Regions from separate parts of the Homo sapiens genome. Here region 1 is linked to region 2. A link is a loop called in an ENCODE intact Hi-C map of the cell type or tissue named here. Cell type or tissue: heart left ventricle. All regions are shown on one strand. Links, peaks and the distances in the headings refer to the core of each region. The heading gives the core; the rest is flanking DNA. Region 1 overlaps PRKCE (protein kinase C epsilon). Region 2 overlaps PRKCE (protein kinase C epsilon).

What was found. A loop is a pair of places that touch in the nucleus more often than their neighbours do. Peaks named below come from ENCODE experiments on the same cell type or tissue, not always from the same donor. Only the 100,000 strongest peaks of a DNase experiment are listed, where the experiment ranks them.
Region 1: it touches region 2 in a loop (2.5-fold over the local background); 4 of 110 quality-filtered maps call a loop at or near these places.

Annotation. Positions count from the first base shown.
Region 1 is chr2:45,772,260-45,784,448 of GRCh38, forward strand. All of the region lies in intron 1 of PRKCE (protein kinase C epsilon), which reads left to right. Among named protein-coding and RNA genes, the nearest start is that of PRKCE-AS1, 100 kb to the left of the region's middle. RefSeq lists an enhancer at 6,371-6,665 and a silencer at 6,447-6,536. In heart left ventricle, for the core only: a CTCF peak has its summit at 6,524 (motif pointing left); a DNase peak (open chromatin) is centred at 6,520; H3K27ac peaks cover 524 bases.
Region 2 is chr2:45,854,775-45,866,963 of GRCh38, forward strand. The region is part of intron 2 of PRKCE (protein kinase C epsilon); the gene reads left to right. Among named protein-coding and RNA genes, the nearest start is that of PRKCE-AS1, 190 kb to the left of the region's middle. In heart left ventricle, for the core only: a CTCF peak has its summit at 5,675; a DNase peak (open chromatin) is centred at 6,077; H3K4me3 peaks cover 914 bases; H3K27ac peaks cover 913 bases.

The DNA.
Region 1 (12,189 bases), core at 2,107-10,106, 82 kb before region 2:
CAAGACCCCATCTCAAAATAAAAAAAAAAAAAGCCAGACAGCAAGGAAAAGATAGGGAGTAAAAGTAACCTAAGGAGAAAGAGAAACAGAGAGCAATGGGAAAGAGAAAAGGGAGGTGGTAGAAGTAAGGAGGGATTTAGGAACCTGGGAGGGACAGTCTCCTATCTCCAAGGGTCACAATGAGAAAGAAATGCAATAAATACTGTATATCTCCTAGGAAATGCAGATTTTGTCAGCTTGCCATGATATTCATTGATCACTTTCACTATTCAATTGACCATCTCCTGGGTACTCTGCCTGATCCTAGGCTCTTTGGGGACCCTTGAGACTGAGGAGAGATAGGCTCTTCCCACAGTGAGCTTGCTGCCTTCACTGGACATCCATGCTTGGAGAAGTTAAGTGGCAGCTGCTTACTGAAGAGATGTGAGTTGAGCATCTGCCACATGCTCAGCACCATTTAGGGTGAAGTTGTGGGTTCTAAGGAGCAAGCTCTGCATGGGGAAGGTGGTCAGGGAGTGTATCTCGGGGAAGAGGAGCAGGGGCTGAAGAGGACAAGGTGTCCTCCTCCCATTCTTAGCATGGAAAGGCATGCTGCATGAACCCTGAGACTATGTGCTGTACCCGTGACACCCTATTGAGCCCCTGTTTGTCATTGTTTAGGTGTTTAGACTGGCCCGAATGGAGTGGTGATGGCAGGTGGCTGGGCCGTGTATGACTGGGAAGGCTTTCTGGGAGAAGTGCACCGTCCTGCCCTGGAAGGCAAGAGCCCTACCTAATAACTTCCTTCTGGCTGCTCTGCTCCTTCCCCTTCAGGATTCCTTAGGCACTGGCTGCATAGCCCCTCCGAGGGGCTTTTGAGCAGGACCTCTCAGGGTGGGTCTTTGAAGGTCATAAACCCAAGAAGATCCATGTTGGCTCCTGGGACCCACAGTCTTCCAACTCTGCTCTCTGATGTCACTGTCCCCAGGAGAAGGGTCACCCAGGCTACAGGAGGGTGAGGCCTTTTGGGAGTGGTGGCCGAGGAGACCTGGATTCAGGCTTGTTTCTGGCCAGCTGTGTGACATTGAGTGGAGATGATGATGGCCGAAGTAGTGACAGACACTATTCATTGAGCCTGGCCCTGTGCTAAGCACTTGACAGACATCAACTCATCTGCTACTCACAGCAGCTCTGTAAGGGAGGTGCTGTCATCCTCCTTGTGCAGACGAAGAAGCCAAAGCTGATGGAACTCCTGGGCATCAAGAGGTAGGGTTGAGATTCACACCTGCTCTTGCTGACTCCAAAGGCCTTGTGCTAATGATTAGGCCACACTGCCTCCCCAGTTATTACTCCTGGGCCTCCCTTCTCACTGTGTAATTGGGACTTGAATTGACTGTTTGGGAGCATTCTAGAATTCCAGTGAGAGGTGTCCCCAAGTAGGCCTTGGCCTGGGGAAAGACGATGCTTCAGAAATGGCAGGGAGGAGCAGGCCCAAGTTACAGAGCCCCTGTTTGCCCCACAGCAGCCTGTGGGCTGCTTCTCACCTCCTTCCTCCCCTGGCCATCCAGAGTGGCCTGCTCTGCTAGAAGCCCACGAAGTATACCCTGGGGCTCCTGTACCTACGGCTGCCAGGCCTTGGGTAAGGTGCCCTGGGCAGCTGCCCAAGGCTGCCCTCCTCGTGGAGCAGGCCTTCAGCAAACATCCCTGCTGAGCGATGCTCTTGCTCGGTGCTGTCCGCTGCTGTCATCCCGTGGCTGCTGCTGTCTGCCACATCAGGTTAGAAGTAGAAATTTCCTTCTAGACCCCAGAGTCCTCCCCTCCCCCGCTGCTGCTGTTCATCTTGGGGGACCCACCCTTTGTTGGTAGGACCTCCCTTGGAGAGATGGGGGCTGGAGGGAGCCAGGGACTTGTCATCCTGGGAGTTCCAGGGCTGGGCTTGGCTGGGACATGTTGGGCTGACCACCCCTGTGGTCAGGGCCTGCGACTGGTGAGGTTCTAAGGCCTCCCCTCTCTCAGCAGCTGCTTCACAGCCTCACGGGAGGTGATCGGACACCAGCCTGGCAGGGCAGCCTCATCTCATCTTCTGTAGCTCCCAGCCTTCCACTGTGGAAGTGCTCACTAAATAGGTGTTGAACGGAGGTGTGAACCCAGGATGAGGCAGAGTCCCGTCAGAGGCCTGTACAGGCAAACTCAGCATCAGCACGGCTTTAGAGACCGAGTGCCCGCTTTTTCTCTCTTTTTGATAAATTCTCTTCCCTCCCTGTCTCTCCTGTCTCCTTTCCATCATGCCAAAGCACCCCATGCCTTGGGGAAAGCTGAATGCCAGGAATCGGGTGGCTTTTGGTGTGACTGTACAGAGCAGGCAGCCTGTGGGGTAGGGTTGCACTGAGAGGGGTATTCTGAAGCCACAGGCCCAGGGAGACAGACAGGCTGTGGTCTGTGAGACTACCTGATTTCCCACCTTGCCTTCTGATAGATGAATCAAGCCGGGACGCCCAGTCACCCTGACTTTGACTCTTTCCTGGAGGGACCCACCCAAGCTGCACATTCCCAGGGCCAGTGCACCCTTTCCCGTGTGCCTGGGAGTCTCAGTCCTGCTCCTCCCATTCCTGAGTTCGTCTCCAAGTCCAGGGTATCACTGTGACCCGAGGAAGCCCAGTGACACGGTCCCAGCAAGGGTGTGGTGAAGGAAGTTGTTTTTCTTAATGGTAAACAGGATAGTAAAATGACAATAGCAGCGTAGACACTTCTCAGTTATTTACAAGTGGATTCCTCTGCCTTCTGGATGATCTCCTCCCCACGGTTGAATTGGTTCCCAAGGGGGGCCTTGAGGAAGGAACAAAGATTACTGAGACTGTATTACATGTCAGGTGTCGTGGCAGGCACTTTACGTAATTGCCCCTCAAGCCCCATTGTCCATGTTTATATCTCATTTGCTCATAAGGAACTAAGGCTCTTGGACTTTATTAAATAAGTTTCCTGTGGTCATTTGGTTAAAAAGTGCCCTCACCAGGCCATCTCACTCCATGAGTTACTGTCTTCCTGCTCCGTGAGTGTGCCCCGTGTGCATGTACACAAGTGTATGCGGAAAGGGCACAAGGGAAGGTGGACTCCACGCAGTCCGCCCGTTCTCATGCTTCATGCAGTGCTCACAGCATTTGAGGCTCATGAAATTCTCCCACCAGCAAGAGCTTATTCATACTGCCTTTGAATTTCTGGGGCCATTTTAAATCAAAGAGCCCCCAAACATTTCCATAGAGTTGTTTTCAACTTATTTTCATACCTCCCTGGAAGATGGAAAGTGGGAGCTGAAACTATTGCAAACTAGGAAACTTAGGGCCCAAGAAGAGAATAAATCCAGAATCTGACCCCTTCTCTTCATTTCCACTACCCTGGTCTGAGCCTCTGCCTTCTCCTACCAGGGAACTTGCAGTCACCTCCTAATGGGTCTCTCGGCTTCCACCCTTGAGCTTCCTGCTGCCTCAGCCAGCATGATCCTCGGGTTACGTTATTCTTCTGCTCAGAATCCCACAGTGGGCTCTCATCATGGGTGAAAATCCTTAAAACAGCCTACAAGGCCACACATGGTCTGTACCCCACCCCTGCTTCTCCGGCCTCATTGTGCATTTTTCTCTCCCAACTCCTCCCACTGGCCTCCTTGCATCCCTGAGACTTACTAGGCATCCCCTTGTTGTCTTGGCCATTCCCTCTGCCTGGATCACTTTTGATCACTGAAACCCCACTTCAAATCTTTGTTGTAATGTGCCCACAATAAGGCATACCCTGAATACTCTACTTAAAACCGCAATGCCCTTCCCCCATCCTGATCTCCTTACCCCATGCTATTTATTCTGTAGTGCAGAGTATGTACTTATCACATTCTGAAAGATCATATAATTTACTTATGGAGTTGAAGAGATTTAGAATTCTGCCTTTCAGTAAAATTAGACAATGAATTCTGTGCATAACATGGGTTGAATAGCAAAGCTTCTGAGAAAAGGCGACCTGATGAACACCCTCCTTAAACTCTCCTCACTTTCTGAGCCATCCCTTTGGCATTTTCCTTGAGGTCAGGGATCAGACATCATTACTTGAATCCCCTACGAGTTTCGGCTTTTCTGCTGGTACACACTCAGTAGGCGTTGGTGGACTTGAGAGGAACTGAAATTGCCACTGCTCCTGAAGAGAACAAATAACCAGGAACTTGCAGATTAAAGGATGAAGGTAGATTTTTTTAGGGTGTCCTAATAAACGGACCAAGCCCAGAATCTCACCCACATGATCTTGCAGGCTTTTGCTCAAGGGACTTTGATCTTAAGCTCAGTATTTTCCAGTAGGTGGTCTGCTCGCAAACTTATTTGCTTTTAATCAAGACCTGCCTGTGAGAACTATTAATTCAGATGATCTAATCAAAACCACACAGGAGGCTTTAATGATGCTACTCTGCCCCTGCTTCTCCCCCTCCCTCCACCATGACACTCTGATTCCGTTTAAAGAAGCCCAAATGTGGTTTCAGGGCCTTGGAGAAAACTGCTGGAGGAAGGCCAGCCTCACAGCCTTTTGTCATGTATGCCTCTGGTTCTTTTCTGACTAGAACTCTCCAAGCAAACTCATTTGAAGAGTCCACAGACCATTCTTCCTTCTGATCTGTGTATCTTCTCTCAAGGAATCACCCCAGCCTTAATATGAAAGTTATCATTTTTTTTTTGATATAACTAAAAACCCCTTAGAAGCAGTATGGCCTAGTGAGAGGAGTGCAGGGTCTCATGGCTTGCTGACTGACAGGCTGTGTGGGTCTTGGAAGAATAACGTGAGTTCCCAGAACATCAGTTTGCTCATCTGCAAAATGGGGAATTACAGTCCACAATTAATAATTCACTCGACATTTGGAATATGTATTATAAGGGAAAGCATAGGGTGTTATGAAAGCATGAAATAGTGGGATCTAACCTTGTTGAAACAGGCAGAGTGGGACTGGGGGTTGTCAGGGACAACTTTCTTGAGAAGGTAAGTTTGAGATGGGTGTTGATAGAGGGTGAGTTTTAAGTAGGCCGAGTCAGCACCTTGGTCCCCCTTCCTTTATATTCATGTACCAGCTTGATCTCCTGGGGAAATGTGAGAAGTGTTCTGGAGAAGCATGGAGGTTTAGAGCCACCGTGAACCTCAGAGCACATTATGTAGCCCACCCTGTCTGCCCTCACTCTTCTCAGTATTGCCAATGAAGGCAGTGGCGCCCACGAGCTAATGTGACTTCCTCATACCCCTCAGCTGATGAGCAACAGAGCTGGGACTACAGGACATAGCCATCTTTGTCCCTATTATGTGCCAGACATACGTCTAGCACCCTGCGTACTTGATATTGAATCTGCACTAGCAACTCTATGCAGTACGTATTATTATTACTTCTTGTTTACAGATGAGGAAACAGAGGCCCCGGGAGGGTAGGCACCCCTGTAAAGGTCATACGGTTCGGGAAAGAGTCAGGATTTGGATTCAGCCTGACTGCACAGCCCCCACACTCCTAATCACAGCATTGTCCTTCCCCCTGCCAGAAACTTGGTTTGCAGTATTTCTACTGAAACGTGACATTTTACCTGCCCTCATGGAGGTATGATCTTTTTGGAGAGAAAAGATAGCAACAATTCAACACAGACACCACACCAAAGGTTCTTGAGATGGAACAGAATGCAGGCCCCAGGGACTCAAAGTCATTTTTCAGCATGGGAAGACTTGGCACCGAGTCTGTATCACAGGATGAGCAGGGCTGTGCAGAGAAAACCCAGAGGACTGGAGGGTGGGCTTTGGGAGGAGCAAGTCAATTTATCTCTTGGGCTTCATTTTCCTCATTGGGAGCATTGAGGAAGAGTAAGGGTGGGAGGGAGGGGTGGGTTGGCAAATGTTTTCCCAAGTCCCTGGGGTTGGTGGGTGGAGTTTAAGCCAATTGCTGATGGCTTTGCCACCAGGTGGCAAAGTTTAGACTTTGTCTAGAAGAAGTGGGGAGCCATGAGGGGTTTTGAGCAGTGGGACATGAAAGTATTGCTTTGGGAAGTTGGAATCCAGGAGGCTTTTATCTTCCAGTCTTGCTTCTCTGGAGACTGATGTCCCAAGAGAACATGCCTGGCCGCTTAGCTCCGTGGAGTTTATGCTCTGGGAGACCCTGATGGGGAGATCCTCATTTCGACTGGTCACATTAATACTACTTTTCGAGTGTGAAAGGTTGAGTCAAGGTTTGGACTTCTGGCAGGTTCTCGCCTTTGGCTGGTGTTCCGCCTTTGAGATGGTCCCACTACTTTCACTCAGCGTCCCTACCCCACACACATCTCCCCCTCTACACAGACACTAAGGGCTCCTCATGGGGTTTCATTATTGGTTTTTAGCGGATGTTCCTCTAACTCGGTGCATTTCCTCAAGCCAACGTCTATTCCACTATCATGGGGAAATTAATATAGAAATTTCCTCCTTTGTATCATCAATTTCAGAGGATGTATGTTCCCGGCTGATGGCCCTCCCCTCTATTTGCATAACAGCAGGTAAACAATACTGCCACCTAGTGGGAGCTCAAGGTGTGACCTTCGGAGCTCCTCCTCCTGACCCCGGGACATTATTTCTATTACTGTTAATATTTAAACTAATGGGCAGTTCTGAGCTCAGTGCTCTTCCCAGTGAGTGGATCCACGTGGATTTTCACGTCTCCTTCTCATTCTCTTAAAACTTGGAGTTACAAGTGTCAGAGAAGCTGTTTTGTGTACGCAGAACGATTGAAACAGGTGCAGGGAGTTTTACCTACTTTACTTTGACTTTTGCTCACAGCAGTCCAGGTAGGTAACTGGATTCCCGTTTTATACGTGAGGAAACCCAGGCTCAGTAAGATTAAGTAACTTGGAACTTTACTGAGCACCTAACGTGCCCAACTACGTCCTGGACTACCTAGGTAGTATGGGGATTGTGGCCTGTTTTCCTCTAAGAATGCGCTGTCCAGACACAGTGGCAAGGCGTAGTTAGCTCCTGGCCAACTTGTAGAGGAGAGGAGAGACCCTTGCACACTGCAGTAGTGCAGCAAGACTGCTTGGATGGAAGAAGTGGGTCTGGAGCTAGGATTCGAAAGGTGGCATGGGAAGAGAATGTTTGGCGGATGAAGGCACAGAGGCGGCGCTAGTGCTAGGGATGTCCGGGGGCGAGGAAAGACTTGCTGATCTTGGGCTGTGCCAGGTGTTGTGGGTTGAGGGGTCTGGGATACAGAGCCTGCGAGAGCTAGGTTGAGAGCTCCAGGGAGTCACTGCGACTACTTCCTTGCTCCATTTGTGAACTGAGAAGTAAGACTCGTTTGATGGACGAAATTTAAATAATGCAGAAATATATTAAAGTAAAAAAAAAAAAAAAAGAGAAAATCTCCTACCAGGCCTATTCTCCCCCAGAAAACATGATTAATAGTTAAACGTTTGGGGTACATGCTTTCAGAAGATTTTCTTTGCCTGTATATAGATATATATGTCTATTCAAGTATATAAAAATTAATACATGCATATGTAGTGTGATTTATTTTAATAGGGTTATGTTTTAACTATTATTTTATAATTTCCTTGTCATCAAAAATTCAAAAATATATCACAGTCATCTTTTAACTTAAACCTTTTACTATGGAAAATTTTAAACATATGCAAACCTAGAACAGTATAATAAATCTCCCTCAGCTTCAACATTTATCAATACATAATCAATTTTGTTTTCTCCCTACCTCACTCCATAGGTTCTCCTGAACTGGATTATTTTAAATAAAGCTCCAGACATCATACATTGCATCTGTAAATACATCTGTATCGATCTCAAAGACACTTTTAAAACATATATAACCACAGTGCCATTATCACATTAAAGAAACCTGTATTCTTTCATATCATCAAATAGCTAATTAGTGTTCAAATTTTTCCACTTGTCTCATAAACTTTGAACAGCTGATGTGCTTGAATGATGATTCAAATAAGGTCTATACGTTGCATTTGAGTGCTGTTTTTTATGTCTCATTCCATTCATAGATTTCTACTCCCTCCTTTTTCTTTTTTTGTTTTTGCCATTTCTTTTTTTGTTGAAGAAACTAGTCATTGTCCTGTAAAGTTTCCCACATTTTGGATTTTGCTGATTGTATTCCCATGGTGTCTTTTAACCTGTTCCTCTGGCCCTATATTCCTTGTAAACTGGTAATGAGTTCTAGGTGCTTGAGCAGAATTAGATTTGATTTCTTGGCATAAAGATGGGAGCTTCTTAGGCAGGAGAATGAGGCGACCAAGAGCCAGAGTGGTGGGATTGAAGAAAGAAGGACACATCTCACTGGCCTCCCCAAGCAATCCCTTTCACTTGTCTTTCGAGGCACATGTGAGAGACAAAGGGGGCACCCCAAACCTCTGTAGGGTTGGCCTCAGGGATGCTCAGTTTCCAGGGGGTCACATCTCAGAGCCTTCCATGGGTGGCCCACCCAATCCCACCATCTGGTCAGCCAGGGTTGCTCAGTAACTTGTTCTCATGATGAGTGGAAGTCATAGCTTCCTCCTCTCATTGTGGTTTCACATTTGCTTTCTTCCCTTCTTATAACATGTTTCTATTTTCTAAAATATCACAAAAATGCTGTCTTTCCAATTCTCAGCTAGCTCATCCCGTTGACACTGCTGAGCCACTGAGGACAGCTTAACTGTCTCAGCTCAGAGCCAGGAAAAATTTGGACAGTGTTTGCAGAAATTGCCAGGGCTCGTGAAATGCTTTACATATTGTATCACAAGCTCCTGAGGAAGAATCACTTAATTTAGAAATCAAATGACTAGGCCGGGCATAGTGGCTCAAGGCTGTAATCCCAGCACTTTGGGAGGCTGAGGCGGGAGGATCACTTGAGCCCAGGAGTTCAAGACCAGCCTGGGCAACATACGGAGACCCCCCCATCTCTACAAAATAATAATAAAAAAAAAAGCCTGGTGTGGAGTATGTCTGTGATCCCAGCTGCTTGGGAGGTTGAGGTGGGAGGATTGCTTGAGCCCATGAGGTTGAGGCTGCAGTGAGCCGTGATCGCACCATTGCATTCCGGCATGGGTGACAGAGCATGACCCTGTCTCAAAACCAAAAAGAAATCAAATTACTACCTCTGACTCCTGCTTACCACCCTATCGCAGGGAGTCCAACCTCAGCCCTGTTTTTCTTAAATGATCATATTCAGTTCTTCAGTATCTTTGATTAGTCTCCCCTCCCCCTACCTTAATGACAATTTGTTTGTTATTTTCTATTAATCAAAATTTGCAGTTGCAAGTGTCAGAGGGGCTGTTCTGCATACAGGCAGAACCTTTGAAACAGGTGCAGGGAGCTTTACTCAGAACAAGAGATGCTCATCACCAGCAGCTGATGCAGGGCCTCCACCCGCGCCCGCCCCCCGGCCCCCGACATGATATTGGAACAGCTACATCTGATAATGTAGTTTGCTGTGTGGTCTGATCTCTGTGAAATATTTGCTTTTCTTTAGGCTTTCAGAAATATTCAAAATAGCTTCTCATTATCACTTTCCTAAACTCCTGTGGTGTCTAGGACACCACAGTGCGGGGTTACTTCTGTTAGTTATTAGAATCATCAATTTCATTGCTAGAGGGGACCACAGAAGCCACCCTGGTCCAGGGTCCTGCCTCATCCATCCCTCTTCAGTCTACTCACTTGAAAAACAAATTACCTGAATCCTAGACAGGTTACATCCTTTCTCAGGACCAATAGATAATAAATGGAGGTGAGGTTTGAGCCTCGTTTTTGGTTATGAGTTTTATCAAAATTATTTTATTTTTAAATAATTCATCTACAGAGAGAAGAAAGCTCAAATTAAGGGCCAGCCTTCATAGATGCAGTCCGTGAAAGTGTTTCTCCTTAAGTCTGTCTTGTAAACTCTTCGGAGCTGAGCTAAGAAAGGGATACTTTCTCAACTCCAAGCTATCAGTGCTTTACCAAGCCTCCTCTCGTCCAGGCCCATCTTCCGACTTGACCCCAGCAAGTGCCCATTTCCTGGGAATGAATGTTGATTTTAGAGACTGTCCTTAGGTTTTTTCAGGGAGGCAGTATGGTGTCACAACACAAACCCCAGACAGACTTGGGTTCTAATCCCAAGTCCCCACTTGATTAGCGAGGTGGTGTTGGGTTAGTCACTTCGATTCTGATCCTCCATTTCCTTATCTTTAAAATAGGCCGAGAGTCCCCATCCCAGGTTATTCCTGACTGTGCATCTCCAGCCGGTGACATATCCCACACGCGTCATAAATGGTTGCTATTGTTCCTGTGGGAAGGCAGAGTTGAATCTAGCCTCTAGGGAAAAGAGGATGGGCAAGACCTAAGATAGAAAGCCAGTGTTTCCAAGATAATGTACCCTTGTGTTTGACCCTCAGATTTGGGAAAGATGGTTGTTTTTTATGAACTGTCCACTTTTCTTCCTCACCAGCTAGAAACTGAGTTGAGATAATCAACCCTCTGTCAAACAATCTATACACACACACAACTATATATATATACACACACATACACACACACACTCACACACACACACCCAGAAAAGGGGAAAAATACTCAGCAAAGCTCTATCCACATGTTGGCATGTGATTTCTGGAACTTTGTCAGCCAGTTTTCTCGTGTCTGAATCCAGAAAGCAAACTGGGTTGGAGACAGTTCACGAGAAACATCCCCTCAGATGACCTACTCAGGTACTTCCTCTATATTATTTCATTACTTTTTTGTCCTGATGAATTTTGCTCTTACAGTTTCAAGATAATCAATTTATTTTCATGCGCCTTCCCCGTCCAAATTGGATTATGAATATAAATAGCCATGTGCTGGCCCCAGTGGCCAGTGTGCACTCCCAGGCTGGTGCTTGGCAGACTGGGTCCTGGGGAAGGCTTGGGCTGTTTGTTTATTTTCAATTGAAGCTCTAAATGCTGGAATGACTTCCAGCTCCTTTACGCACAGCCATCTCAAAACTCCCTTTGTTCCCTGGTTGCAGAGGCCAAATACTCAGGGTTTTCTTTAGCTATGGTAAGAATGCCGGTGCTCTGGGCATCATCCTGCTGGTGGCTGTCCTGTGGTGAGCCTTTTTATATAAAAATCACTGTGTGCACTTGTGCACACATAGACCCCCACCCACCGAAGGCTGCACCCTGTTGGTTTTCTTTCTAGGAACAGGAAAAGCACCACTGGGTAATGTCATAAGGGAAATAGGACGGAGTCTCAGGTCAGGAACTGCAGTCATCTCCTTTGCTGGGTTTCAGCATTTCCCTCCTTGGGAATCTACTTCTATCTGCAGGTTTTTTATACCTTATGTTCACCTTTGGTTGTATGGAAGTCGTTCTCTTACTGTTTAATCCAACCTCCAGTGACAGAAGTAGAATTAACTAAAACACAAGTTAGGCTCCATGCTAGCCAAGAACTCAGTTTTTCTTGGTCTGCAGATGAGGGGATGTTCAGTATCCTAACCTGTTCTCTGGTCACAGGATGGTGTTTCTCTGGGTGTGGCTCACGAGCCTCCCATCTTAGAATCTTCTAGGAGCCGGGAAGTGTGCAAGCTCTAGAGCCCTACTCCGGACTTGTTGAATCTGAATGTGTAGTGCTGGGGCTCAGGACCTGTGATAGGAAAGTCACAGAAAGCATAGATCTGTCTGAAGAAACTGCTGCAGCCTCCATTCATTTCTTTCTTCATCTTCCAGGCCATGACTTCGAACTTTGTTAGGATCCAACCTGCAGGGAGATTTCATGTCAGTTCAGTCACACACACACTCACCCACTAGCATCGCTGTATCCAATATCTTCTCTGGATGTCAGGAGAGCTCTGTGCTGGCGCTCAAGGACCTCAGGGTCTAGTTGAAGGAATGAAGTGTGCTCATATTAAAAGAAAAGTAGCAATGCAAAGCAAAGAAGGCCAAGTGCAAATGTGCAGTGTAAACTTGATTTTAAGGGAGGGGAGAGGCTTTGGCCTTGGCCAGGATCCCAAGGAAGGAGCTGAAGACATGGAATTGGAGGCAGTGAGAAAGGTGGTCTTTGCAGAGGGAGCAGTGTTGACAAGGCCCCTGTAGGCGTGAGGGCCACTTGCGGGTGAGGTGTGGAACCGAACCTGCCAAAAAAGGAAGAAGTGGGCTGGCTGTGAATCTAGGAGAAGACTTACATTTGGAGAGCTTAAAAGATAATCAGATTAATTGGGATTTGCCGGAG
Region 2 (12,189 bases), core at 1,943-9,942:
TTAATAGTAGATGAGACCTGGTAGGTGTCTTAGAAACTTAAAATGTGGCCAAGTGGAATAGAGAGAGAACTTATTCTGTGGCTCCTCTTGCAGCTTTGGGATGACAAGGGTTACAAGGAGTTATAGGGAGGCAGATTTCAGCTTAGTTTAATGTATGGAAAAAGTCTCCAATAAGCAGAGCTCACCAGCAGTTAAATATACTCAAACAGTAAGTAGGGAGCTCTCCATCTCTGGAGGTATTCAAGGAGAGACCAAATGAGCATTTTGAAATATCGTAGAACAAATTTATATATTAGCTAGAGGGCTGTATTGGATAATTGCAGTTCTTTTTTCTGGTTTTGATGAACCAGTGTTTCCATTTGTTCTATTACAAGACTGTTCTTCTAATGATCTTTTGTAAGATCTGGATGTGACAAGTAACTTCCATAAATATATACAAGTGGAGGCTGATAAGGCAGTGTTTATTTTACTTTTTAAAAATCCAAGGCTTACACTGTAAGAAGGTAGAGAAAAAGAGTGTATGAAATAAAGGAAAAGGGAAAAAGTTGGATCTTAGCAGGTATTTACAGAATGCTTAAAAATCTTACAAATTTAGGCAAAAATGGAAATGTTAAAATTTGAACCTTGTTCCCAAAGAACTAGGGAAGCTCCCTATTTGAATGAACCCCCAATTGTGTGAACCCTTCCTAAGAAGAGTTTTTAGAAGTGAAAAAGTCTGTAACATCAGGATTTGCTCCTTAATGTCTCTCTCGTGTAGCTGCACATGTGGAGTTTGTTAAAACACAGTGCATCGGTGTGTGTCTGGGAACAGGTCCATCTGGGAGAAAGGGAAATGGCAACACAAGCCCTTGACTTTAGGGGAAACATCCTTTCATCGTGCTTGCTTGTGTGTCCTGTGAAGTAAGGATTTTCTCCTCAAACTTAGGAGTTTTGTCTGGAAGCCACAGGAGTAGAAAGAGACTGAGGTTTCTTTGAGAAGAATTTAGCTTCTTAACTTGAGAAGGGGTTTTGTTTTGGGTAGAAAGCTTCTCACTGCAGTGGGTGATGTATTGCCATAAATGGGCTGAACAATGTTTTGCCCCTGTGAGGAGGGGCACAATAAGGCTGTTGACTGCTGCCCCTAACACTGACCTACCTTCTGTCTTTGCTTGAGATTTTGCCTTCAGGGTTTTCATGATGATGATGGTTTGAAGTCTCCGTGTGCATTAAAAGGCGAACCCTCCCTTCCCTCAACAAACAAAAACAAAACCCTTATAGAAAGATGGAATCCTAAGCCTTTCTTTCTTTTAAAAAAATTTTTTTAAAAAATTATAATCGATACATAATAATTGCATGTATTTCTGGGATACAATGTATTGTGTATATTTCTGGGGTTTCAATGCATGTGTACATAGTATAGTGATCAACTCAAGGCAATTACCATATCCCCCTCTCTAAACATTTATCATTTGTTTGTTTCTTTTTCTTTTTTTTTGAGATAGAGTCTTACTCTGTCACCCAGGCTGGAGTGCAGTGGCACAGTCTCCGCTCACTGCAGCCTCTGCCTCTCAGGTTCGAGTAATTCTCGTGCCTCAGCCTCCCGAGTAGCTGGGATTACAGGCATCTGCCACCACACCCGGTTAACTTTTATATTTTTGGTAGAGACGGATTTTCACCATGTTGGTCAGGCTAGTCTCGAACTCCTGACCTCAAGTGATCCACCCACCTCGGCCTCCCAGAGTTCTTGGATTACAGGCGTGAGCCATGTGCCTGGCGCATTTATCATTTCTTCCTGTTAATAGCATTCAAGGTTCTCTCTTCTAGCTCTCTTGATATATACGACACATTGTTATTTGCTGTAGTCATGCTACTGTATAATAGAACAGGAAAACTTATTCTTCCTGTCTAACTGTAACTTTGTACCCATCGACCAACTTCCCTCCATCCCCCCTGACTTCTATTTTCCCCAGCCTCTGGTAGCCACTATTTTACTCTCTTCTTCTATGAGATCAACTTTTTAAGATTCCACCTATGAGTGAGATCATGCAGTGTTTGTCTTTCTGTGCCTGGCTTATTTCACTTAACATAATGTGCTCCAGGTTCATCATGTTGCTGCAAGTGACAGGATTTCATTATGTTTTATGGCTGAATAATATTCCATTGTGCTGATGTACCACATTTTCTTTGTCCATTCATCATCAGATGGGAATTTAGGTTGATTCCATATCTTGGCTGTTGTGAATAGTGCTGCAGTAAATGTGAGTGTGCAGATGTCTCTTTGACATTTGATTTCATTTCTTTTGGATATATACCCAGTAGTGGGATTGCTGGATCATATGGTAGTTCTATTTTAATTTTGTGAAGAGCTTTTGTACTGCTTTCCATAGTGGCTGTACTAATAAAGGACCAACTGCTAGGTTTGTAGGCAGCTGGTTCCCTAAGTTGCACGTGATGCTTTCTAAAAATGCTTCTGGAAGTCAAAGGAGTGAAAGTTGAATAATTCAGTTGAACATTATTATGGAGGATTCCATTACCAGAAAACTAAAATGCATTACAAAATCCCCTCACTATGTCTCATTGTTCAGAAACAATTTCTGGTAATATTTCCAGCAGTTTGTTCTTTAAGAGAGTTTTTAAAAAATGTTCACGTGATCATCTGGGCAGCCTGTCAACCTGCTTAAGTTCTGGAAGGGCCCAGCTGAGGCTAAAGCTTTGACGATGTGCCCTATTAGCCTCTATACTCTGAAGTAGATCTATCGCTCTCATCACAAGGGCCAACATTTTAATTTTTTTCTAATTCATTGTTTCGATGGATTGATTGGTTTGTTTATTTATTTATTTTGGAGATGAGGTCTTGCTGTGTTGCCCATACTGGTCTTGAACTCCTGAGCTCAAGCAATCTGCCTGCCTTGGCCTCCCAAAGTGCTGGGATTACAGGCATGAGCCACCACACCCAGCATTTTGATTTTTTTTTTTTAAAGGGTAGGAGGCAATAAAGTATTCAAATAATTGTACAAACTCTTTAGGATCTAAGCTCTATCGGGGCAGGGACTGTGTTTATTTTCATCTCTGCTGTACCTTCATGACCTAAAACAGTGCCAGGATACAGTAGTCCTTAGGAAATATTTGTTAAATGATTAAGGAATGGCCGTTGTAAATGGTGCCAGGTAAAAATGGCAAAGCTGTGGAGGTGGCTGAGTTGCTTGGCTGGCAGAAAGCATCCTGTGACACGTGACCGCCAGCTGACGGCTGAGCGTCCACGTGTGGCCTGTGTGCTGTTTGAAGGCTGAAGGGATGAAAATCAAGAACTGCCTGTAATAGGTGGGTTTGAGTCACCAGGGTCATTGGCAGAGTGGCTGGAGCTTAGAAGACAGACTTCACCTGCTTAATTACAGATGTTGCTCAGGCCACTCAACCTCTCCCTGCCTGTAACGATGGCCCTTCTAGCCGCGACACTACCAGGCCAACTAGAAACACCTGGCTCTGCCTGGAGAAGAACCTATTTTGCTTTTATTTTTAATTTTTTTAAACATAAATCAAACCAGCGTCTTTTGGATTTAACATTCACTTCCTGTACTGCATGAGGCCTTCGTCAGCCTTCTTTGTTTTAGAAATGATGGGGTTTTTTTTTGACTTAAGAAAAAAATACCCTCTGTGATTTGTTTCCCTTGAATCAATCTGTCTTTTGGACTTAATTTAAATCAGACTTACCCTCCCTCCCTTCCACTATTTTTATGCTGAACTTATATTGTATATCATGGGTCATATGTCCCTATGATCCAGCTTTAAAATAAGTGTATGGCCAGTGCCTTTCAGCCCCTGGGCACCCTTCACTGACTTTGTCTTTGCCATTTTTTCCCCCAATGGGGGAAAGATTTTGTAAATATCTTAAATTTTGTATTATTTTCTTGCATTTCTTTATGATTTTAGCACCTAAATGTATGCTTTCCCAAGTAATGTATTGTTTTGTTTTACCTGCTTTTGAGCTTTACTTAAATAGTATCAGGCCGGGTGCGGTGGCTCATACCTGTAATCCCAGCACTTTGGGAGGCCAAGGCGGGCGGATCACTTGAGGTCAGGAGTTTGAGACCAGCCTGGCCAACATGGTGAAACCCCACCTCTACTAAAAATACAAAAATTAGCCGGGCATGGTGGTGGGTGCCTGTAATCCCAGCTACTTGGGAGGCTGAGGCGGGAGAATCACTTGAACCCAGGAGGCAGAGGTTACAGTGAGCCAAGGTCAGGGCGTTGTATTCCAGCCTGGGCAACAGAGCAGGACTCCATCTCTAAATAAATAAATAAATAAATAAATAAATAAATAAATAAATAAATAAATAAAATAGTATCATCCTATGTTTCATTCAACATTCTACTTTTGAGATTCATCCATATTGATGTGTGTGTGGCTGCAGTTCGTTTTTTTATTGCTGTATATTATTCCATTATATTAATATATCAAAATTAATTTATCCATTCTTCTATTCCTAGACGTTGGGATTACTTTCAAGTTTTTTCTATTAAGGACAATAGTATATTATGGGGGTGTCCTTGTATCTATCTATAGTTTCTCTAGATTATTTACCCAGGCATGGTAAATGATGGTTCAACAGATACGTGCACATTCGGCTTTGCTAGGTAATAAGTTGTTTTCCAAAGTGATTTTACCAGTTGATGCCGCCACCAGACATGTTTGCAATATCCAATTGTTTTTTATCTTCATGAATATTTGGTATTATCAGACTTTTAAGTTTCTACCAGTATGGTGGGTGATATGCCATTATAGTTTTAATTTATATTTATCTGATTATTCGTGATGTTGAGAATCTTTTTATGTGTTTTTGACCTTTCCTCAAAAATGTCTGTTCACTCCCTTAGTGCATTTTTCTGTTGTTTTTGTCTATTTCTTAGTGCTTCAGAGGCAGTCATGTATTGCAATATCTTCCCCTCATTTGTAGATAATCTTTTCATTCTATGGTTATCTGATACATAGATATCCAAAGAATGAAACTTGGTGGATCTTGAACAAATCATGTCACATATCTGGGCTTCCAAATATGTTTCTGCTTGGGCCAATGAGTATACTGATGCATTCTCACCCTGCTAACTCAATAGGTGGCAGTGGCAAAATGAGCTGATGTGCATGAAAGCTCATTTTGAAAGTGAAGCACCACACACTTGTATAATGTAGAAAGTCTAGTTTTCTTTCTATCGTCCTACTGCCTCCATTTTTATACATAATATACTTCCTGGAAATCTTTTTTGTTACTGGAGCTGCTTTTATTTCATTGTACTTTTAGTGCCTTATTAAACTAGTATCAGTTTGTTTACTAATTATCCGTTTGCCCCTCTAGAATGTAAGCTCCCGAGGACAAGAATCTTATCTAAGTTGTTTATCATTGTATCCCCAGCAAGCTGGAATAGTGCCTGGCATACAGTACCTGCTCAGTAAGTATTTGTTTAATGAATGACTGAATCAGAGGTGTTAATAGTAGCCATGTTATCATTGCCACGTAATCACCCAAATGCTGTGTTTAGGGGTTGCTCCTTGTTCAGATAACTTGCAAACTTACATAGTGTACTGATCCATGTAACTCTGGCCTTCTCCTTTTCAGAGAGGATGGGTGGAGTCAGAGGAAGGGAATTGTGCCTTTGGGAGCTGAGGTTTTAGACTTGTAGCTGGGGCCCCCTGATGGGCTGGCACTCCTCTGAAGGCAGATTTCTAGGGTGAGAACAGAATTTCCCAGGCCATTTTCTTTGCCCTTCTGTATGGTTGCTGTCAAGTTTACTGCTTTTTCAAACCCTGTTAGCTTTTGCTTTGTTACTATAGGAACAAGAGCTGGTAGTCTGGGGGAAATATATGTGCATGTGAGTGCTGGGGAGGGGGTGTAGTGGCTGTGGTGGCTGTGGACTGAAGGGAGTGAGGACAGCAGAAGATGTTCACCGCTGAAGTCTCTCTGGGGGCCCTGCCCACTTTGGCCAGTGCTCTCTTCAGAGAGTTTTTGACTTTGCATGGTACACTCTTGGGGAACAGGCATCCCTTTGTAGATCTGCAGCACTCTCCTGGCACCCATCCAGTCCTTCAGTGGAACATCTGGAAAGCCTCGGCCCCTCCCCATGCCAAAGCCACTGAGCCCTGGAGACAGAGATCAATGACCTCTTCTTTGCTGCTCCTTAACCCGTGTCCCAGACAAGTGTTTTTCTGGGAACCAGTGAATAACGCAGATCTTTGATGCCAGCGCTTGTGTGCTGTTGCAGTAACACTTTCACTTTTGATGATAGGGTGGGGGCAGAGGAAGGGCCTCGGTAGGGAGAGCAACGAGAATTTGGCTTTTCAGGAAATCAGAACTCAAGTGGGGAGGCTTGCTTCCTACTCACTGGTTTTCTGGCTGGGAAAACAGCAGGCTGAGCCATTGCCTGATGTGAATGCTCCTTCGTGCTGGGGCTGGTATTAGGGGTAGGGGTGGGCTTGAGGCTAGAGACTAATTTGGTTCTAACCTCCACAGGCAATCCTTGTAACTCCTGGGAGATAATGCTGAAAAAGTGCATGGTGATTTTTCATGCATGTAGTTTATAACACACTGAGTTATGCTGAACACAGTGAAAAGAACTTACGATATATAATAGATTGGGGGTAAATATGCTATGTAATTACCTGCTCTGCAGTAATGTTTTACAACCCATGTATTAGGTTGCATATCTAACAGTTATCAAAAATATATACATTATATATACATACAATAGCAAAAAAATATAGAGTAGAAATGCCCTTAGCCCATTCTTCAATAAATACCTCTTCGCATGAGGCTTCAGGTCCCCAAGACTGGCTTATTTTCAGTGTTACTAAAATAAATTTTCTTTTATTCTCCCTTCTCTCTTGCACATTGTAGGTACTCACTAAATGCCATTTGAACTGTTGGCGAGAATGAAACTAGAGTTTTCCTTGACCCAGAAACTGCTGTAGGTTTACTTCACTGATGAACCTGCCTAGGTAGTGCACAAAGTGCCAGGTCAAAACAGCAGAATATTGAAGGCAAGGTAAATGTTTACAGCTGAAGGGCACTGGTAACTCCTATAATGGAGTAATTAACAACCATTATAAAGTTTTAGGTTTATTTTTATATATTAATGAAGAGAGGTTTTGAAAATAAATGGTTAAGTAAAAAAAGTAAGTTGGAATAGTAGCTATACTGTGATCCCATTTGTGTGAAAATGAGGAAAGAAACACAAAAACATACGCCAGCATAGTGTACACACACACAAATTTACCTCTGAAAAGTGGAGATGGGGACCAAGGGACTTATGCTCCCCACGTAGCCTTTTAACTCATTAACATTTTTGCTGTGAGTTTATATGTATGTAAAACAATAACTGCCCTGGAGAATGGTCTTAGGTACTACCCCGCCACCCTAGTGTAACCTTTCTTCTTGTATACACACACACACACACACACACACACACACACACACACACACACAGTATTTCAAATCTGTTACTCTGAATTCTTCATTGTGTTCCTTCCTGGTTTACCAGGACTACTTCCATTTCCCTCCAACAGTCTGCCTCCTCCTCATCCGTCCAGGTCTCACCACCTCCATGTCACCTCCTGGATCCCTCTCCAGTGGAACTTGGCCTTCTTTGAAGAGCCACAGAACTTCCTGGTCATACCACCTAGTGGTGCATTAGGCCGGAGATTGTTCCATCTTTTTTCTTGGTGTCAGCTCCTCTAACCAGACTGTCAGAAGTGAGCATGGTACTGTGTACAAGAATGCATCAGGCATTGCCTACCTGTGCAGTCAGAGGGGTAGGGGATTCTTTGGCTGGATCTTCTGGTTTTCTGTGTCCCTGGAGCTGGGCTCAGTCACTAACTTCTGCACTTCTGGGAAACCAATTGCCAAGTTACCCTACAGATCACGGGAACCAGGTCACAATGCGCAGGGCTTTGGGGATTGCTAGGACTCAGAGCAGGCAGCTTATTACCAAAAGTCAGCTCTATTCTGCTCCCCAAGGCTGTGTGTGTTTATATGTGTGTGGTGTGTGTACATACATGCATGCAAATGTGTACACACATGCACCCATAATCACCTGCGCAGGGTGCCCCTAGGCTCAAAGCTTCGCAGGGGCTGCATTCACATTGAAAACTTAGGGACCCTGTGCCCCAGATCAGGGCCTTCTGGCTGAGATCCATTTTGAAAAACAGCCTTACTCACTCTCTAATCTACTCCCTGGTGTCTCCACCCCCTCTACTTGCTGTGGCCCCACTGCTGGAGGAGAAGAGAGCAGTTGGGGACAATATGTGTGGTTTGAGGGACTGGGGGGTTGTGGGAGAGGGAAGCTGAACCCACAGTTTGTCCTGTTAGTGTGTGCTTGCGGTTCCTGGAAGTTGGGTATGCAGAATTAGGCTACTCATTTCCTGGCAGCTCATAGCCTCCAGTCTAGACCCTACTGTCTAGGGTCTAGGATACTTTGGTAGGAAGATCTTGACTCTTCAGGAAAATGGAAGGTCTCAGGGCCACCCACTGTGTTGCCTATATAATGTAGCCCTTGGTATCTCCTACATAAAGGTAGGAAAACTCTTTTGTACCCTCAAAGGGCTTAAAATTTAGTCTTAGAGACAGGCTTGTCTGCAAACACAATACCAGGGTAAAATAGCACTTGCAAAGTCCCAAAGGCTGCTCCGTGATGAATCAGGACCCCAAACAGCTCTACCTGCAAGGGCCAGAGTGGTGCCTGCCTTCCCTCCCTCCCTTCTTCTTGCCCTACCTTCCTTGTTTGTTAGGTGCTCACGGGCCAACCCTGGGGATGCAAAGAGGAGTCACAGGCAGTCCCTACTCTCAAGGAGTTCATGTTTTAGTAGTAGAAATAGGCGTTTAAGCAGAGTAAGTGCAATCCAGTGCCACAGATTTAGGAGCTCATTCTGTTCAGGATGCATTGAGGCTTAACAGATGACCTGGCCAGCTCTTCCTGGCTCGGAATACGGCTTGCAAGCAGAGATGGCTCTTTTTTGCTAGGGGGAGGACAAGTGGTCATGATAGCAGGCTTCATCTGGGTGTGTAGGAGATGAGCTCTCAGGGTGGGAAGGGCTAAGCTAGACAGTAGGGACGGGAATGGTGCGCCTGGCTGCACTGGAGAGTCTAAAAGGGGGCATTGCATCCTGCTGGGCAGCAGACGGCCCAATTCAAAGGCCATAGAGGTTGCAAGTCTGACCCTGCCATTGGTGTCCTAGACTAGCTCTCACTTTTCCAGGTTTCAATTTCCTTGTTTGTAGAATGGCAATAGTAAAACTGCCCTTCCTACAGCTACTTTTTTGTAGAGGAGGAATCTGAGGCTCTGGTTTAACTGGTTGGAGAGAATGCCAGGATTCAGCCTGGGTGTGAATCCTTCTACCCCTCAAAGAGCGTCATTCTGCTCTCTCTGGCTGCTCCCCACAGCAGAATGGATACCCTCAACATCAGTCCCATTGGCCTAGGGGGCCTCAATCTTCTGATATTGCATGCAAAATTTTCTGTACGTTCTGGGAACGCATTTTAAGGGACGAAGGTTCATGGCTTTGCTCCAGCTCTCAGAAGAAGGCAAGACCTCAGAAAGCCTAACAATAACTGCCCTGGAGAATGGTCTTAAGTCCTACCACACCACCCTCATGTAACCTTTCTTCTTATCCTTCAACATTTTTAGGAACAATAGACTGTCCTAAGTAGTTATTTTTCACTTGAAAGAAACATAAAACATTGTAATAGAAATATTTTTTTAATGTAAACATAATTGCCTTCTTAATGTACTGAGAATGAACTGAATGAACACAACTTAAGGGCTTAATGTCTTACACATTTTTATGAACATCGGTTATTGGTTTGTGCTCTTCTGAAGAGTATAGGGAGCATAGGATTTATTCCCATACCAAGGGATCCCAGGTTGCTTGCTTTCTTCTTTAATTCCTCCCCAACCATTCCTATGGATTATAAAGAGATATTTCATGTATAATTGTTTGCGTGGGAGCCCGAGGATGACTTCAGCTTCTCTTTTGAGGTAGAGTACTTGCTTTCATAATCATCTCTTGCTGCTTGGAGCTCTGGATTCATAGCAATATGGAGCTGTGTTTCAGGCTTCAGAGCAGGGGGCCTCGAACTTGAGAATACATCAACATCACCTGCAGGGCCAGTTACAGCTTGCTGGGCTCCACCTTCACAATTTCTGATTCTGGCGTTCTGGGGTGAAGCCGAAAATTTACATTCCTAAGTTCTCAGGTAACCTGAGACCTCTGGTCGTAAGACCAAGTTTTGAGAAGCTCTGTTTTAGAGTAGGACATCTCAAACTTTATTGTCCATATAAGTTACCTGGGGAACTTGTTAAAATGCGGATTCTGAATCAGAAAATCTGGGGTGGTGCCTGAGATTCTGCTTTTCTAACCAGCTCCTAGGCGATGCCAGTTCTGCTAGTCTGTGGAACAGGCTTTATGTAGAAAGACTTGAAAGCAGTGATTCTCAACCCTCTTTAATCAATTGGAATTCTCAACCTATTTTAATCACATGAGGAACTTGTGGCAAAAGGAGGAGGAGGAGGAGAAAAAAAGAGTCATACCCCCAAATAGATGATAAATCAGAATCTCAGAGGGTAGGGCTTGGACATAGGTATAGCTCCCCAGGTGATTTGAATGTGCACTCAAGGTTGAGAATATCTCTCTTAAGGTTGTGTGGCTGCTGGAAAGTCTGTCCTCTAAATAAATGGAGGATCGTAGTCTTGAATAGTGCTATGTGTTGAATATGTCCCCTCCAAAATTCAGATGTTGTGCATGTGATAGTATTAAGCGCTGGGGTTTTGAAGAGATTATTAAGCCGTGAGAGAGACTCGCTTGTGAATGAAAAGAAGGACCTTGTAACAGAAGCTCCATCAGCATTCAGCCTGCTTGCCTTTCCAACATGTGAGGCTGCTGTGCTTCTCCCCTGTGGAGTCTCACAATATTGGAAGCAGAGAGCAGCCCTCATCAAACAACTGAACCTGCCAGTGCCCTGATCTTGGACTTCTCAGCCTGCAGAACTCTGAGAAAATAAGTTTCTTCTTCTTCTTCTTTTTTTTTTTTTTTTTTTTGAGACGAGTTCTCACTCTGTCATCCAGGCAGGAGTGCAGTGATACAATTAAAATTCACTGCAGCCTCAACCTCACAGGCTCAAGTGATCCTACTGCTTCAGCCTCCCAAGTAGCTGAGACCACAGGTGCATGCCACCACACCCAGCTGATTTATCTTCATATTTTGTAGAGACACAGTTTCCCTGTGTTGCCCAGGCTGGTCTCGAACTTCTGGGGTTGAGAGACCCTCTCTCCTCAACCTCCCAAAGTGCTGGGATTACAGGCATGAGCCACCGTGCCCAGCAGTTCGTTTTCTTTATAAATTACCCAGTCCCAGATATTTTGTTACAGCAGCACAAATGGGCTAAAACAGCAGTTCATTGCTTTCCACCTGGGGTTTTACATGTGAATCATCTGGAAGGCTTTAAAAGATATGGGTGAGATAATATGTCTGGGATTTTCTTTTTATTTATTTAATTAATTAATTAATTGATTTTTATTTATTTATTTTGAGATGGAATCTCGCTCTGTTACCGAGGCTGGAATGCAGTGGCACGATCTCAGCTCACTGCAAGCTCCCGCTCCTGGGTTCATGCCATTCTCCTGCCTCAGCCTCCCGAGTAGCTGGGACTACAGGCGCCGGCCACCATGCCTGGCTAATTTTTTGTATTTTTAGTAGAGACGGGGTTTCACCGTGTTAGCCAGGATGGTCTTGATCTCCAGACCTCGTGATCCACCCGCCTTGGCCTACCAAAGTGCTGGAATTACAGGCATGAGCCACCACGCCCTGCCTGGGATTTTCTTCAGACTAACAATGGCGGGGAAGCAGGCGACGGTGTTAATCTGCGTTGTTCAGGATGTAGCCACTAGCCACCTGTGGCTATTTACGTTAATTAAAACTTAAAAAATTAAATTCAGTTCCCCTGTGACACCAGCCACATTTCAAGTGCTCAATAGTCAACATGCGTCCAGGGGCTGCCATACTGCACAGTGCAGATCTAGCACATTTACATCATTGTGGAAAATTCTATTGGCCAGCACTGGCACATGAAATAACATTGGCTATGCGTTAATAATTGTTGAAGCTGGGTGATTGGAGCTCTTGGGGTTCATTATCCTTTATTGTCTACCTTCATATGTCTTTAACTT